2 separate regions of the Mus musculus genome follow, and region 2 is linked to region 1. A link is a loop called in an ENCODE intact Hi-C map of the cell type or tissue named here. Cell type or tissue: heart. All regions are shown on one strand. Links, peaks and the distances in the headings refer to the core of each region. The heading gives the core; the rest is flanking DNA.

What was found. Hi-C counts contacts between places; a loop is a spot of excess contacts. Peaks named below come from ENCODE experiments on the same cell type or tissue, not always from the same donor. Only the 100,000 strongest peaks of a DNase experiment are listed, where the experiment ranks them.
Region 2: a loop joins it to region 1, with 3 times the contacts of the local background. A loop is called at or near these places in 14 of 42 quality-filtered maps.

The regions. Positions count from the first base shown.
Region 1 is chr1:88,742,355-88,750,158 of GRCm38, forward strand. No RefSeq gene overlaps it. Among named protein-coding and RNA genes, the nearest start is that of Platr5, 8.6 kb to the right of the region's middle. In heart, for the core only: a CTCF peak has its summit at 3,056 (motif pointing right); a DNase peak (open chromatin) is centred at 3,097.
Region 2 is chr1:89,520,748-89,528,551 of GRCm38, forward strand. All of the region lies in intron 1 of Agap1 (ArfGAP with GTPase domain, ankyrin repeat and PH domain 1), which reads left to right. Among named protein-coding and RNA genes, the nearest start is that of Gm41914, 56 kb to the right of the region's middle. In heart, for the core only: a CTCF peak has its summit at 3,862 (motif pointing left); DNase peaks (open chromatin) are centred at 3,854 and 4,511; H3K27ac peaks cover 698 bases.

The sequences.
Region 1 (7,804 bases), core at 1,772-4,271:
CTGGCCATCACGCACACACACATACTGCACGGCTAAGGGAATGAATACATGGGATGACAGCCTCTATAATGCCTGGTTGTTCTGTAAGATTTCAGTTTCTAGGTATGCGTTTTGGTTTGAAATGAAACGTCAGAATAAACGTCAGCACCTCAATGATTCCTTGTGAGGAAGCCGGAAGCTCAAATCCACACAGAGACACAGATTTTCATCTGGTTGGGAGACCTGCCCCCTGGTGGTGAGGAGAAGAACAACAAGTAAGCCAGGCTCTGAAGCTCATGGGCCTGTTGTCAGTAGGTCATGTCTTGGCTCTGTTCTTTGGGTCCCATGGATATAGACACATTTAACATTTTCCTAATGAAAAGCTGAGATCCACGGTATTCACTGATTTGGGATTAAAGGGTATCTGGCTTCCAACGTCACCACCCAGAGACACACGTGAGCACACTCAGAGAGAACAAACTGAGGTGCAAGCACGATCAGAACACGGAATCAGACTGCCAGCTTCTCACCCCAACAGATCTGGCTGCACAGGGGCAGAACAATTGCCCCTGCTCCCCCATCACTGGGCCAGAAAACCACCACGGGTAGTCATCACCGCGGTGAGTTTGTGAGCGGCCGTGCCATGTCCAGAAAATACTGTTTTGCTTTGGTTGTCATCTATTTCTGACTCTTACAAAATCTCTGCCCCATCTTTATAGAAGCTTTGTGAGCCTCGAGGGTAAGGGGTATGACCTAGCTGCCTCATCTGTGGCTCAGCACTCGACTGATTCCCATTCTCGTGGACCTACTGGCTGTAAGTTTCTGCATTGGCCACTGTCCGGTGCACAGAGGAGCCTCTGATGAGGATTGAGATCTGCACGAATCTGAGGGCACAGAGGTGTGCCGCTAAAGGGCAGTTTGATACTATGTCCATTTGGCAGGACAATAGTAGTAAGTAGCCTTTGGGGCCTGTGAGTTCACCAGATTAAATGTATCCCACCCCCCGGCCCCGCTCCACCCTGCCCCACCCCCAATAAAATACATTTTAAGTCACAATATTTAAGGACTTTCCTGGCTCCTGGCTCCTAATTTGCCACCAGGTGTCTTTAATGAAGCTCAGGTGCAGATCTCAGGTAGTTTGGAATAATGTTGTTTTTACTTACAGTTATGTATGCTTGTGCATGTGCCGTGACACATGTGTGGAGATCTGAGGGTAACTTGTAGGAGCTGGCTCTCTCCTTCTGCCCTATGGGTGTGGGGCTTGAACCCTTATCATCAAGCTTGCCCGCCATTGCCTTTACCAGCGCAGCCATCTCACTGGCCCAGGTATGTGTTTGTGTGCAGGTGAGCATGCCTGTGTTAGCAAATGCATGAGTCACGGAGGGAGGATAGAGTAGAACATTTGAGTGTTGTTCCTCCCACACTATCTACTTTGTTTCTTTGTAGAAATGGTCTCCCCCTGGCCTGGAACCTGCCTATAAGGTTAGGCTGGCCAGCCAGTAAGCCTTATCTGTCTCTGCTTTATCCAAGGCTGGGGTTACAAGTGTATGCTGAAATGCCTGGCTTTTCAAACATGGGTACCAAATTCAGGCCTTCCTTCTTCCACAACAATCAATCTACTTAGGCTGAGCCATTGCCTCAGCTCACAACAGTTTTCCAGTAAATCTATCTGTGTTGTTGGACTGACCCCACTTTTAGGGGTCCATTCCCTCCTTCCACCTTGTGTCTGAGGCAGGGCCTCTCCTGTTTGTGCCACTGCACACCACTGTGTACTCCAGCTAGTTGGTTCAGGGGCTTCCTACAAACTCTCCTGTCTGCCTCCCATCTCCGTAAGAATTCGGGGTTACAGAGTCTTGCCAACACCGCGTCCAGCTTTTTGTGTCGATCCTGAGCTCAAACATGCTCACATAGCATTAGAAACAAACAAAAAACAATCTCGGTGTCACACAAGGGAGCACAGGGACACAGGAACACAGGAACAAATCCGTGAACTCGTTTCTTGTTTGTTTAAAAAAGCAGGTAGGGGGAGCACACTATGACCCAAACCAGGCTAGCGAGAGTCCTTGGCCAAGATGGCTTCAGTCTTTTATCCCTGACAAAGGTGGGATATCTCATCCCATTGGTGGGAGCTCCACGTCACTTTCTGGACTAGCCAATCAGTGAAAGGGAGAAAGAGAGGTTCAGGAAACAGGAGCAATGGCCAGGTTAGGTACGTGAGATTAAAACAAAACACAACAGTAAGCACTCTAATCCACTGGGTCATCTCTCCAGCCCTTTCCCAATTTTGCGGGGGGGGGGGGGTGTTTGTTGGTTCGTTTGTTTATCCCCAGTTGTTTGTACTGGCAGATGTGGGAATAGTCTCATGGTGGCTCAAAGGAATGCATTCCCCACCCCCACTCCATGTAGAAGAGAAACATTTTAAATACATCAACTTAATATTGTATCTCCTCGCACATCACCCACACAGTGACAGGGAGCATTTAACCTAAATTGACAGTTCTTGGCACTGACTGGGCTACCATCACATTTTTAGAAGCTTCAAATAGAAGCACCCTTGCCCGATCCACTCCCGAAGCAAGATTCTCATTTCAGTTTAACCACAGATTTGAATCCCATTAATGTTAAATCCTGTAATCTTTGCAAAGAGATTCTTCCCATATCTTTGGGGTTAGAAGACAGTTAATGAATCCGTGAATTCTAATTCAGTCCTCAACTTCCACATATCTGAACGAATCAGATAAATGACGTGTATTTTAACAGGACTATGAGGCTTAACTAGCTCACAGGAGAGTGTAAGAAATCCATGTTGGAAGATGAGAATAATACCCTTGCAAAGATAAGGGTCATTAGAATAAAAAGGGAAGGAAAAAACGAATGAAGTTTTAAGGTCTAAGATATATGCAGGAGTGTAAAACCCTCAAATCTTCTCCCGTGAGACTCCGTTCTAACAAATTCCTTCACCGTGACATTCTCTAAGGTGTTGTCATCTTCTCTAGAATGTCTAAGTGGCAGTCTGTGAACCATGTCTCTGGGGCTCCAGTAGGCGGAACTGTTTTGATTGTGGTGCTGCTCAGTTCTGCCACTAGAGGGAGCACGTAGCCCACAACATAAGTGTAACTAAGGGTGAAGAGTGCCCTGGCTTACAAGCCATGAGCCTCCTGTAGGGATTGCAAGCGGGAATTTCAAATGCACAGTGCTCAAGCAATGCAGTGTAGACCACAGTCAGTGTGAGCACACTCCCCGTGCACTGGCACCACCCTGCATGCCCGACAGACTGTACCTATGCATAACCAACTTTCTCACAAGGCTCCTGTGGGTGCCACGGTTTTACAGAGGAAGCCAGTGAGCCCAGGAGAGGAAACGACTTGTGAGCCTAAGAGCCAAAGGAAACGGACCACAGTTCTACATGCCTATAGCCTCAGAGCTTGAAGGCTGAGACAGGAGGATGGCCTGAGTTCGGGATTCATAGTCCTCTGAGCAGCACAACAGATCTCCCAACTAAAATAATGGTCCTTAAAATTAAAAATAAAAATAATAATAATAAGGAAATGAGTACCCCGGCTCCCAAAGGATGTGCCCTTTCCAGGGTCCAGGAAGGAGTGGGCCTCCGACAGGATGCCCTTTGATTCTCAGTGTTGTATGGCCTCTCTACAAAAACAATACCCTTCTTTTGAAGTCACTGTTCTGATATTCTAGTTGTTCCTGATGTGTGTCCTCTGTTTCCCACTGAAGGCCAGCCTTGACAGTACAGAAGGAAGACTGAAAAGAAAGAGGTCCCCTATCTGAGACCACCAGAGACCCCATAAAGTAGAAGGGAAGTCTGCGGAGCTACCAGAGAAACACAGAGGATGGCCGTAAATCCTGCACTGTCCCGAAATGCAAAGGCGTCAGTCAACTTTCTGTGAAAGAATTCCACACAATTAAACAAAAAGTGACGTTCTATTGATTTCCCCCGGTTTCCCTTTGTTTAACCAAGATCAGGGTGTGAAATCACAGGGCATAGTTCTCCCATGGGCATGCTGGAGTTAAACGCTACTGTTAATTCCTTACCTTTATTTTTGACCGTTGAGCTAGAGATAAGCACTGCTTTGTTACATGGAAAAGCAAATTGAGTTAAGAATGCAATGTCTCAGCTGGGCAGTGGCGGCACACGCCTTTGATCCCAACACTTGGGAGGCAGAGACTGGAGGATTTCTGAGTTCGAGGCCAGCCTGGTCTACAGAATGAGGTCCAGGACAGCCAGGGCTACACAGAGAAACCCTGACTCAAAAAACAAACAAACAAAAATAAACAAAGAATGCAATGTCTCTTCTTTCCAATAAGAGGGAGAGGTGAAAGACATGTGCGAGTAACTTGAAAAGATGGGGCAGGTCTATGACCCCCAGAGTGCGATGTGAGAAGCCAGAGGGGGTGAAGCTGGGTGTCCTCCTCAGTTGCTAGCAAGGAGTTCTGCAGTTTTCCGGACCAGCAGGCTACAAGGCCTCTGGATGCTGCTGTCTCCCACTCCCCGCCCTGGGGTTCCAGGCCTGTGCCCTCACATCCAGCTTTCACTGGGTGCCAAGGACTCTGGTCCTCATATTTCTGCAGCGAGCACTTTACCAATTGAGCCACGTCCCCAAAGACCTAATGATCTTGGTATGAGCCAGCCACCTGCCTGTCTCATGAAGTCTTTGACTCAGACCCCAGCCCCTGCCTCCAGAAATCCTGTTTCCTGCAGACTCTCCATTTATTTATGTAGCATGCATGCACAGTTGGTTAAACTTCACATCTCTACCTGGAATAACCTGGTGTCACTCAGCAGTGACATCCTCACTGGTCATCCTCACAGCTCCCCTCCCCCGCCCCACCCCACAACTAAGGGACTAGAGATAATTTCCTTTTTCTCCAGTTCCTCTTGTAAGGTCTCTAATGTGGAGGTGGGCCTCCTCTGTAAGAGCAGACACGAAGGCTCCCTCTGTGGCATAGCTCCTCAGCTCCTTGCCAAGGGATACACACTTGCCTCTCTCTTACCCCTTCTTAGCAGTCCAGCACAAATGTCCCCACCCCCTCCCTGCCATCCCTACATTCAACCTGTAAAGCAGCCCCCAGCCCTTGCTTGCAGAGAGTCCCACTCACCTCCTTCTTGGGAGCCCCTGTGGTTTGGAACTCTGTGTGTAAGTATGTCTCTCTCTCTCTGTGTGTGTGTGTGTGTGTATGTGTGTGTGTGTAGAAGTGTGAGGGGGTAATTCTTTAAGGCCTGTGTGGTGGTGTGAATGAAAATGACCTTCATAGGGAGTGCAACACTATTGGAGTTAAGTGTGGCCTTGCTAAAGGAAGTACGTCACTGGGGGGTAGGTTCTGAGGTTTCAATGCCCAAGCCAGGCCCAATGTCACTCCCTCTTACTGTTCCCTGCCAATCCAGATGTAGGACTCTCATCTCCTCTCCAGCACACGTCTGCCTGCATGCTGCCATGCTTCCTGCCATGATGATAATGGACTAAACCTCTGAACTGTAAGCCAGCCCCAACTAAAAGTTTTCCTTTATAAGAGTTGCCTTAGTCGTGGCGTCTCTTCCCAGCAACAGAACACTGACTAAGGCAGCCTGCTTTGGGGCTCTGTTGTGCACATGGCTCAGTGAATCACTTGTGCTGACTGAGGTACTAGGTACACAGAGCGTGCATCATCTGATGTCCGCGGAATGAACAAACTAAAGAGTCCAGACAAGCAACTATTCAAGCTACATTTCTAAACAGACGCTCCCAACAGACCTATAGATGACACTAGTACCGAGTAATGTAAAATACACTACAGCTGAGTGACTGGGAAGGGACGCCCCCTTCCCCATGCTCTCCTTCAGGAACCAGGAACCTGTTCATTTGTTTGCCATCTGATGTGCTCACAAAGCCTTCTGGTCTTGTGCTACAGTTGCTGTGTATCTATCACTATTAGACAAATAAGTGGCCAGAAGGCTAGGACCCCACTTGCTGCCTGCTGAGAGCCAGTGTTGTCTAGCTGGTAGAAGTCGATGCATAAGTAGGAGGGAAGGCCCCTAGTTGCCTGGGTTTTGAGCCTGGCCAGCATCAGGTAGGACAGCAGGCTGTGCCTTCACCGTGGAGATGAGCCAGACACTGTTCACTTGAACGGTGGTCCATTGGTGGTTGGAAGGTGACCCGATTTCCTACATCTGCAGGTGCTGAGTCGGCTCCTGAGCAGCAAAGGTCCAGAGACATGGAGGACGGGATGGCAGTCTCAATGAAGCCTACCCAGCCCACTCAGATGGGTCCAGCACTCACTATGTAGGGAGCCATGTGCCAGCCGAAGGAAGGAAGCCAGGCATAGAAACACGTTAGACGCAGACAGAAGCTTGGTGTGGGGCAGGAGGTATGACCCTATGAACGGATTTTTTTGAGTTTTTTCTGGACTCAGCATCTTATTTGTTTAGCTTACCCTTTCTGTACATAACACAGAAGGCTGAGGCCATAGGAGGCCGTAAGAGCAGTAGGGGTAGGGATGGTGGCTCATCAGGTAAAGGTACCTGCTACCAGGCTTAATGACCAGAGTTCTGTCCCATGTGCTAGCGGGACAGAATCAACCCGGGCAAGTCGTCCTCTGATGTTCCTATGTATTCTCTATCTTTCTGTCTCACACACAAATCATTTATACGATTTTAACGCATCGTGCGAAATAAGTCTGCCCTCCTGGGTAGACTTCCAGTGGCCGCCCTCCAACCCCTTCCCCACCCCAGGCCAGGGGGCCATGTAACCATTAGCAGGTGACACAGTCCTTCATGATGAGGAGAGAAGCCTGCTTCACTGGGAACTGATTTAATCGTAGTGTTACCCAGAATGTTCCAAATACTTGTAGCTGATAAGCGTTCTGATACAAAGAAAACCCATGGATATTTTGTAATCCCACGTGACATTTTGTTGCAAAACCTCCCATGAGGTAATCCTTTCACCCATGCCCTGGACTGCTGGGATGGAAGCTTGGTCCCCCTCGCAGCAACGCAGGGAAGCAGCTTCAGGAGGCGGGGCCTAATGAGATGGCTTCAGGTGGTTGGGGTGTGGCTTAGGATGAGGGAGTGGCCATGGCCACTCCCCTCTGTTTTCTGTTTTACTCTGTAACGTAATCTTCTTTGGTTACTGGGGACCCGATAACTCTCAGTGGCCTTTTTTTTTTTGGTGTATTCTCAATAAATATTTGAGAAGCATCTCTATCACACACAGCTAGTAGTTTTTCCCTCTGCGCTGACAAGGAATGTTCTGTCTCATAGCTAGCCCTCCTCTGTAAACTCCCCTGATGATGGATATTCACTTATTTCAATTTGGGTTTCATAGAGAAGTCTGGGTGAATGCTGAGCGCAGGCCTTTGTACAGACATGTGCTTTATTGCTCTTGGGTAAGTACCCAGAATAGAACAACTGGGTCCGATGGGATGTGTTTGCTCTTTAAAGACATGGCAAGGACTGAGAAGGTGGCTCAGTGTGTAGCTGCTTGCTGTGCAAGCCTGAGGACTGGAAATCCATGCAGGTTAGTGATGCTATTGGGAGGCAGAGATGGGTCTCCTCGGGTTAGCTGAACAGTTAGACTACACAGGATCACTGTGCTCTGGGTTCAGTAAGTGACCTTGCCTCAATGAATAAAATAGAGTGACCAATGAAGAAATCTAACATCCACTTCAGGCTTCCATATGAATGCACATACACACACACCACACACTTGCAAATACCACACATATATATATGCCAATAAGGAAGAAATGGCTAAATTGTTTCCCACACATCTGTGCCATTTCCCCATCTGCTCCAGCAGTGTGCATAACTTCCTGTGTCTCCACTCGCTTGACA
Region 2 (7,804 bases), core at 2,580-5,079, 780 kb after region 1:
GCTCAGTGTGGGAGGAACCACCCCTGGGCTGATTGATGGCCCTGGGTTCAATAAAAAAGCAGGCTGAGCAAACCTCTAAGTAGCACCTCTCCATGGTGCCTGTGACAGCTCCTGCCTGCAGGTTCCTGCCCTGTGTGAGTGAGTTCCTGTCCTCACTGCTTCTCATGGAGAACTGTTACATGGAACTATGCGCCAAATAAACCCTTTCCTCCCAAGGGGCTTTTGGTCCTGGTGTCTCATCACAGCAGTGTTAACCCTAGCTTAGACTGGGTGTGAACCAAGGGAGGTTCGGAACGGCAGTGATGGACTGGTTAAGTGATGATGACTTGGCGGTGGGGCTGGGGAGTGGTAGCTGAGAAATCCCTTTGGGAGAAAATAGGAGTCTAAGGATTTTTGTTGAGCTCTGAGTGTGAATCAGTCCAGAGCACTTCTAGACACATTGGGTGAGCTCTTTGGCTGTCTTTTGGACATTTAATCTCAGAAACCTGTTTCCTCTTGTCGGCTAGATTAATCCTACTGTGTGTAGGAGGCCCAGCCGTGAGGCCTGAGGTCTGTGAGGTTGCCAAGGAGACCTGTACACTGGGAACCTCATGGAGAGGCTGGAGGACAGACTGGACTGCTGCTTCTCAAGTGCAAGGCACAGCTGATGTTGACCTCTGATGGACTCTGCAGTCTGTGAGTCCCAAGCCTGTGCAGGTTGAGGTTTCTGTGCTGTAAGCAGCCTATCCTGAGCTCCGGCCTCACAGCCCTTCCTATGTGTGCCGGGAGCAGGAGGCTGGCCAGGACGCTGTACGAAGCAGTTTTGATGTGTGAGCAAACTGACCACTTGGAGGTGTGGCACATTCTCTCATCAGACCACATGCCCTAGGGAGAGGTCCTCGGATCCCTTCAGGGAATTCCGTCTCAGCTGTTGTGGGCTGGGGATCAGCAGCTTTCTCTGGGCTCCTGTTGTCATTCACTTACTGTGCATACCCATGAGTGGACAGCTCGAGAAAATCCCCGAGCTGGATTCAGAACAACCAGGGCCCGGACATGAGGTCCACGCTGCGTTTACTTGCCCCGCTCGGCCTGTAGTTGATCCTTGTGCTGGCGAAACTGGAAAGGCTCACTAAATCCTTGCTTGCTTGGAAAAGCCAGTGGCTTGAAATGAATAATTTTGAGCCATTAGTAGAGAAAACACATTACCTGTATATAAACCTGACAGTAACAGAATCACTTCTGTCTCCCTTGTTAACCGAGCTTGCTAACCTGCTGCCTGCTTTGTATATTCGCAAAGCCTCCTGGGTGGAAAAGGAGAATCCAGTGGAAGGGTGAAAGATCCTTGCTTGAGCTCCAGACAGCTGGTGAGTGAAAGGCAGCCAGAGACACAGCTGTCCTTGAGTTGCGCTTCTGCCAAGTCAAAATAACAGGTATGGGGTTGAGATTCCGAGCTCAGCCTGTGCAGTGCCTGCTGTGTGCTAGGCCTTCTTGAAAGGGCGAAACACACCCTTTTGTTTTCAGTCCTTGCCGTGGAGCGCTGTCCTCTGAGCACAGTGTGGGTGTCACGGGAACAGCCGTGGCTACGTGCGAGAGACTCTCAAGCCATGACTCCTTGACAGGCGGCGTTCCCTCAGAGTAGGAGAGGTGTAGGGAGGCTCATTGGACCCTCGGCTGAGCTCAGTCACACTCTTTTGCACTTACTGGCCAGTTATATGTTAATTCTGGCTAAATTGCACGTGGTCTGGGTGAAGTACTGTAGACGGTGGAATGTTAACTGCGAGTAGGACTCCTATACAGCTATGGGGAAGCTGTCATCCATGCTGGGGCCGAGGCTTCCTAGTGGCAGCTGCTCCTGGAGATAACCCCTCTCCCGTGCTTCCCTTAGTTCCCGTTGGGCTACAGTGGAATCTTACTGTGTGGTTTTGTTGTTGGTACCCTGTAAGGGAGAGGGGGTTGAAGACGATGCTCTGTGTCTCCTCGGAGAGAGTTCCCACAATGGCCCTGTAACAATCTATTTTACCGAAGAGCAGCTTTGTAGCTGGGGTTTGTTACTGCAGCCAGCAGCTTGAGGGTCTCTGTGAAGCATGCTGGGGTGTGGTGGGTGGGGTAGAATGAGGTCTGGCTGCTGTGACTCCTTTCCTGTGGGTCTCAGGAATGGAAGTAGAGCCATTTGATGGAGGAGGAACAGTAATTTTCTATGCACAGTTTAGTTCTGCTGATGTTTAATGAGAACTTCAGGGAAGGTGCCCTGGAAAAAGAGAACACTGGGGCTCCACCCCTCATACCTGTCTCTGTGTGGTCTTTAGTCCCTCTCAGGCTTCCTTTCATTCTCCATGATGAGGCACTGGTGTCTCTGACCAATGGCCTCTCCGCATAGCAAGATCTAGGTACAAAATGGTCATTGGATTTTTGTAGACCCTCCAAAGGCCACACCACCAGGAAGCTATGTTCACTGATGTGGGGCTCTGGAATTCTCTTGTTTGGCCAGTCTCTGCATTTCCTTTAGCCCACAGGTTGTCACCAGTGTTTGCTTTAACTTCCTCTTACGGCTATCTCAATTCGAGATTGCCAGCCTGAGCTACAGATCCATCTTGCCACAGATGCCAGCCCACCGCCACAGGCTGACTGCAGAGACTGCAGTGCCCTGCTGCACAGTGCTGGGGAAACTTGTTGCTGAGGGGATGTTTAAAGACTCTTCCAGTGGAGACAGCTCGTAGGCGGCGTGTTTTCCTGGCTCACTCCAGAGTATAGCTGGCCCCTCGGCAGTTGGTATTTCCCAGTGGTCCATCGTCCGCTCCTCTTCTACTGAAGTTCTTTACCTTGGCTTTCCAAGCCTCCTTTCCCTGGGAGGAGTGGCCATGGTCTCTGTGGGAGCAGAAGCCTGGCCTTGGCCCTGACGGTGCTTGGGGCTGTGATGGCTGGGGAGGCAGCGCCTTCCCTCACCAGGCTGAAGACAATTGGGAATAGACACAGGGTGGGCAGAGGCTTCCGAGCCCTAGAGAGGCAGTTTTGTCTTCTGACTGCTGTCAGTTGTGGTCAGAGGAAAGGGGCTTTGAACAGTGGAGTGGGAGTCAGCCGCTTTTTTATCTTTGAGGGTCACTGAGCATCTAGAGTCAGCCATCTCTAGCTGTTAGCCCCTTGTTTACCTGCCCAGCTCTGAGGTGGCTGGCAAGCTATGGGCTACAGCTTCAGTCCTGCATGCTAGCTGAGTGCCTCACCCTGCAGTGGATGGCAGAACTTTTGCAGGCTTGCATGCTGGAATGCACACAGCCAGCTTTTCCTGACCCCTCTGGGTTTGTGGTGAAGGGAGTCATTGAAATGGGTGGGATAATCCACTCTTCTCAGAGGTGGGCTGCTGATGACCTCCACAGGCCTGAGAGTCTAACTTAATAAACAATGGCTTAAAGTCTTACGATGAGTTGTAGTGGTATTAGTGAGGTGTGTTATTGTTTGTTTGTTTGTTTTTGTTTTTCGATCACATTTTACTGCTTTATTTACATATTAAATATTTCTCATGAACTTTGCTTTATAAAACTGACAAAGATTTTTGCCTCATTAAGCAAGCTGTGTTTGCTGACTGTAGCATAAACACATCATCACCATGCAAACAGACATACATTTAAGTGCATATACTGTGAATTTTTGGCTTTTAGGCTTTCAGACTTGTTTATTCAGGTAGTATAAAAAAAGAGATGAGGCACATTCTTAGGGGAATTTTAAGAGTACACATAGGTTAAATTTTTTGTTCTGCGGTAATTGTAGACTCATGCTCAGCAAACAAGGCGATTGAAGCAGCAGGAAGGGAAGGAAGTGAGTAATCTAAGTGGATAGTGGGATCTTAGACTTAGCTTCTTGCTCGCCTATACTGCCCCCTGCTGGCCATGCCAGACTTTGCATTGCGGATGTATACTTAGCAGGAAGGGGATCAGTTGTTTCATACATACACACCATAGGTGATCTCTTTCTGTGATCTTCCTTTCTTTCCCAAGAATAGAAATGACTTTCAGGTCTTCTGTTCTGATATCTTAAATGATATCTTGGTCTCTTCTCTCTGCTCTTCCTACAGCTAACCTCTGGGATTATTTCCTGTCCAGGGTTCCATGAGATTTAACCTTTTTTTTTTTCTTTTTCTGTTTGAAAGAATTGAGAGAGTGATTAGTGCATTGTGAGCTGCTAGTTCTTTTTCATTTTATTTATTTATTTTTGAGGCAGAGTGTCGTCGTCCCCCAACCCCCACCAGGCTAGCCTTGAACTAACTCATGCCCCTGCTTCTGCCTCCTGAGTTCTGGGCTTAAAGGTGTGAACCACTAAGCCAACCTGCTAGTTCTTTATAAAAGATAGAAACATGATTATAAGCTCCTGAGTGGAGGGGTCATTTCCCCCATTGGGGAGCAGTGGGTGGAGTCAGGACCCAGGTCAGCTGACAGGAAGGAGGACCCAGATGAGATAGCTCAGATGTCTCCAGAAAGCAGGAAGACTTGGAGGGGGAACAAAAGGCTTGTAAGGGAGCCTGCGTGGTTACAGCACTAATTTCTGCATGGCCCCGGTTCCCCACTGACTGCAGAAGAGCAGGTATCTTGGGAGGATGTCCCCGCCCACTAGAAATGCTGATAGAACCCCTGTCCAGGATGCAGAGGTTGTCCGTCCAGGAAGGGAGTGAGGTCCAGGTCCCGCCTTCCCCCAGTGGTCACTGTTGTCTGCTCCTGTTCTGACCTGGCTTTGAATCACTCATTTCTTTATTTGTGACCGAAGCGATGCTGTGGACATTTGTTGGTGCTGCTGGTTTTCATATTTTCTATTTGTTCAAAGCATGTGTTTATAATCGCATCAAGTGTATCATTCTCTCTCACTGTCTTCTCCATCTTTTGTCTGCTCCCATCTTCCCCACTCCTGTACCTGCTCCTTCCAAGTAGCTCCCCTCCCACTTTCATGGCGTGTGTGGAGGTGTGGTGTGGTGTGTATAACACCCGTGTTCTGCGTGTGACAGAGAAAAGACAGTATTTGTCTGTCTGGGTCTGGCTTACTTTACTTATTATGACAGTCTCTGGCTCTGTCGGTTTTCTTGCCAACACATACTTTATTTTCTCTTTATGGCTAAATAAAACTCCTGTGTGTGTATGTACCACATTTCACCCGTTCATCTGCTGCCAGACGCTGGGCTGCAGTGAACAGCGATGCGGTAGGCATGAACGAGCAGCATGAACGAGCAGGTGTCCCTGCGGTGTGCTTAGGCCTTTGGGTAGATTCCCAGGTACGGGTGGGTCATGTGATCTTGCCAATTGTTTTAAATTGAAGCCAGGTTTTTGGTTGACTCATTCTCATCAGCCACCAGTAGATGGAGGGAGTGAGACATGCAAACAGAGTGCTGTCCCCACTGCCCGGAGTCTGTGACATCCATCCCTAAAGATGTGTGTTCATATTGTTCCGTGTGGATGTGCCCGAGTGTGTGTAGCTGAAAGAACCCAACGGAATTAGCTGTTGGTAGTAATATGAAGCGGGAAAAGCCATTTATGAAAAGTTTAGTCATCTTTGAAAATTAAGGAAAGTGTATACGTTTGTTTGGTTTGCAAACACTCATTTTTTTGGTAAGTCAGCAGCAGCCAGAGTGGACTGTAGAAATACGGTGGAGAACCACGGGGTTGGTGGTGTACTGCTAAGTACAGTTGTACATCGAGGGTGGGCACCCCTCCTCACCTGGTAGTGGTCTCCAAAGTGGTTGGACAGTGCTTGGGCACACAGTGGAATACTGCAGTCCTGAGGGGACATCATACTTTCAGGGGTCACTGTCTTAATCTGATTTCACGTTAGTGACATGGCAAGCTGGCCATGAATGCTGAGAATCCAACTCTGCCTGAGGTGACTAGACAACTCCAAGGTCAGGGTGCCAGCCAGGACACCTGGGGCTGCAGACCCTTTCCTGTGTTCCTCTGTGTTCTCAGCTGATACATGCTTACACCTGGGTGGGAGGAGCTAGGCAAGCGCAGGAGGTTAAACTTCTTGGAGTCCTTGGAGAGGGTCTGTGGCTCAGACCAGAGCCCTCTGGGCCTTCAGGATCCATGTGCTGAGTCCCGGAGACCTCCTTCCAGGCTGAATTGTGCCCAGCAGATATGAGACACCTAGAATTGTGTCTCTGATGGACTCCAGGCAATGCTTGTTGGTCCGGGTGGGTGCAGAAGGAGCTGGGGTTCCCACTGGTGTACTTGCCAGGCTGGTAGAAGTAGATGCTAGTGTTTCTGATGAGTTTTGAATGGCAGGGTTCTACAGAGAAGGCACCTTGGAGAACATATTCCCTCCTTTCTTATTCCTTAGTCCTAGAGAAGAGATGGATGGTGACTGTCAACTGAGACTCTGGACTGGGTTGTGACACTCCCCATGCTGGGTAGAGGGGAAGTTTTAGGGATTAGGTCATAAAGATGGGGCTGGTTGGCTGGTGACTGTGGTGTTAGCACTGGAGGGGCTGAGGCAGGAGGAACCTTTGAGTTTTGGAGTTTGAGGGGAGCTTGGGCAGCATAGTGAGACCTCCTTTCCAGAGCAAAACTGGCAGAGTAAGGTGAGTGTCCCCACTCTCACTGTGATGCATAGTGAGGACAAAATGCTCTCTAGTTTGAGGCAGTGATATTCCCAACCTGTGGGTCGCAACCCCTTGGGGGATGGCCAAACAAGCCTTTCACAGGGGTTACATATCAGATATCCTGCATCTCAGATATTTATGGTATCATTCATAACAGTAGCAAAATTACAGTTATGAAGTAGCAAGGAAATACTTTTGTGGATTGGGGGTCGCCACAACAGGAGGGACTGTATTCAAGGGTCACTGTATTAATGGTCCCAACCTTGGGTAGTTTGTGAGTCATTGGCTTAAGGGATGGCCTGCCATTGTCCATGGTGTCCTGGATGACACCTGACCTTGGATGTAAGCTTTCAGAACACCTGTGCATGGTCAGGTCACTGAGTCTGTGGCAGCCCGTGCAGACCGAGTCAGCTCTGTGGGGAAGGGATGGGAGTGAGCAGACTCCCGTAGGCCTTGGCCTCAGAGGGCACCTAGATGCCAACGAGGGCCTCAGCACTCATCACTCGCAACGCAGTTCCTGGAGATGCGGGCCTAGGTGACTTCACTCTGGATCAGGACAGCCATGTGCAGGGCCTGATCTCAGGCCACACATGGCGAAACCCTTCAGACCACCCAGCTTCTCTCATCTCCCAGACGCTGTTCTTTTCTGTACTCTGCCCCTTGTCTCCCAGGAGAACGGAAGTCCAGTGCAGTGTGTCCCATTCGGAGTACCTTCTTTCAGCAGCTGGGGAAGTAGCCAGTGTGTGCACATACAGCAGGGCCTCAACTTGCCCCGTCTCACTGCGCCGGGTCATTCATCTTAGACTTGCCAAGCGAGCACAGTGGCCTCAGACGCCCATGCTTACAGAGCTGGTGTAAGCTGGCAGGTGTTTTTGTGGAGCTCCATTGGCCCTCTGGGTGTGTCACAGGTACTGAGTAAGGTGGCTCAGGCAGGTGACCCTGGGTCCTGCAGTCAAATGTCTTGATAACATGTTGCTTCTACTGGACCCAACTGGCAGCATCTTTGCTTTTAATTTTTAATGTTAATTAATTTAAAAAGGTTTTAAAAATTAATCGAGAGCTGAAAACACCTTCAAGACCCCCTCCTAACTCAAGGCTGTAGAGAGCGGCCTGCAGGGTGCTCCTTTGGGCCACACTTCCCTGGTGCTTCCTAGGATAATTAATAGGTCCGGTTTGCTTTCCATGCGTGGCCCATGCAGAACAGAGGACGATCATACAATGCTAAGTTTCAGGGAGTTTGGTGGTAGTGCTCAG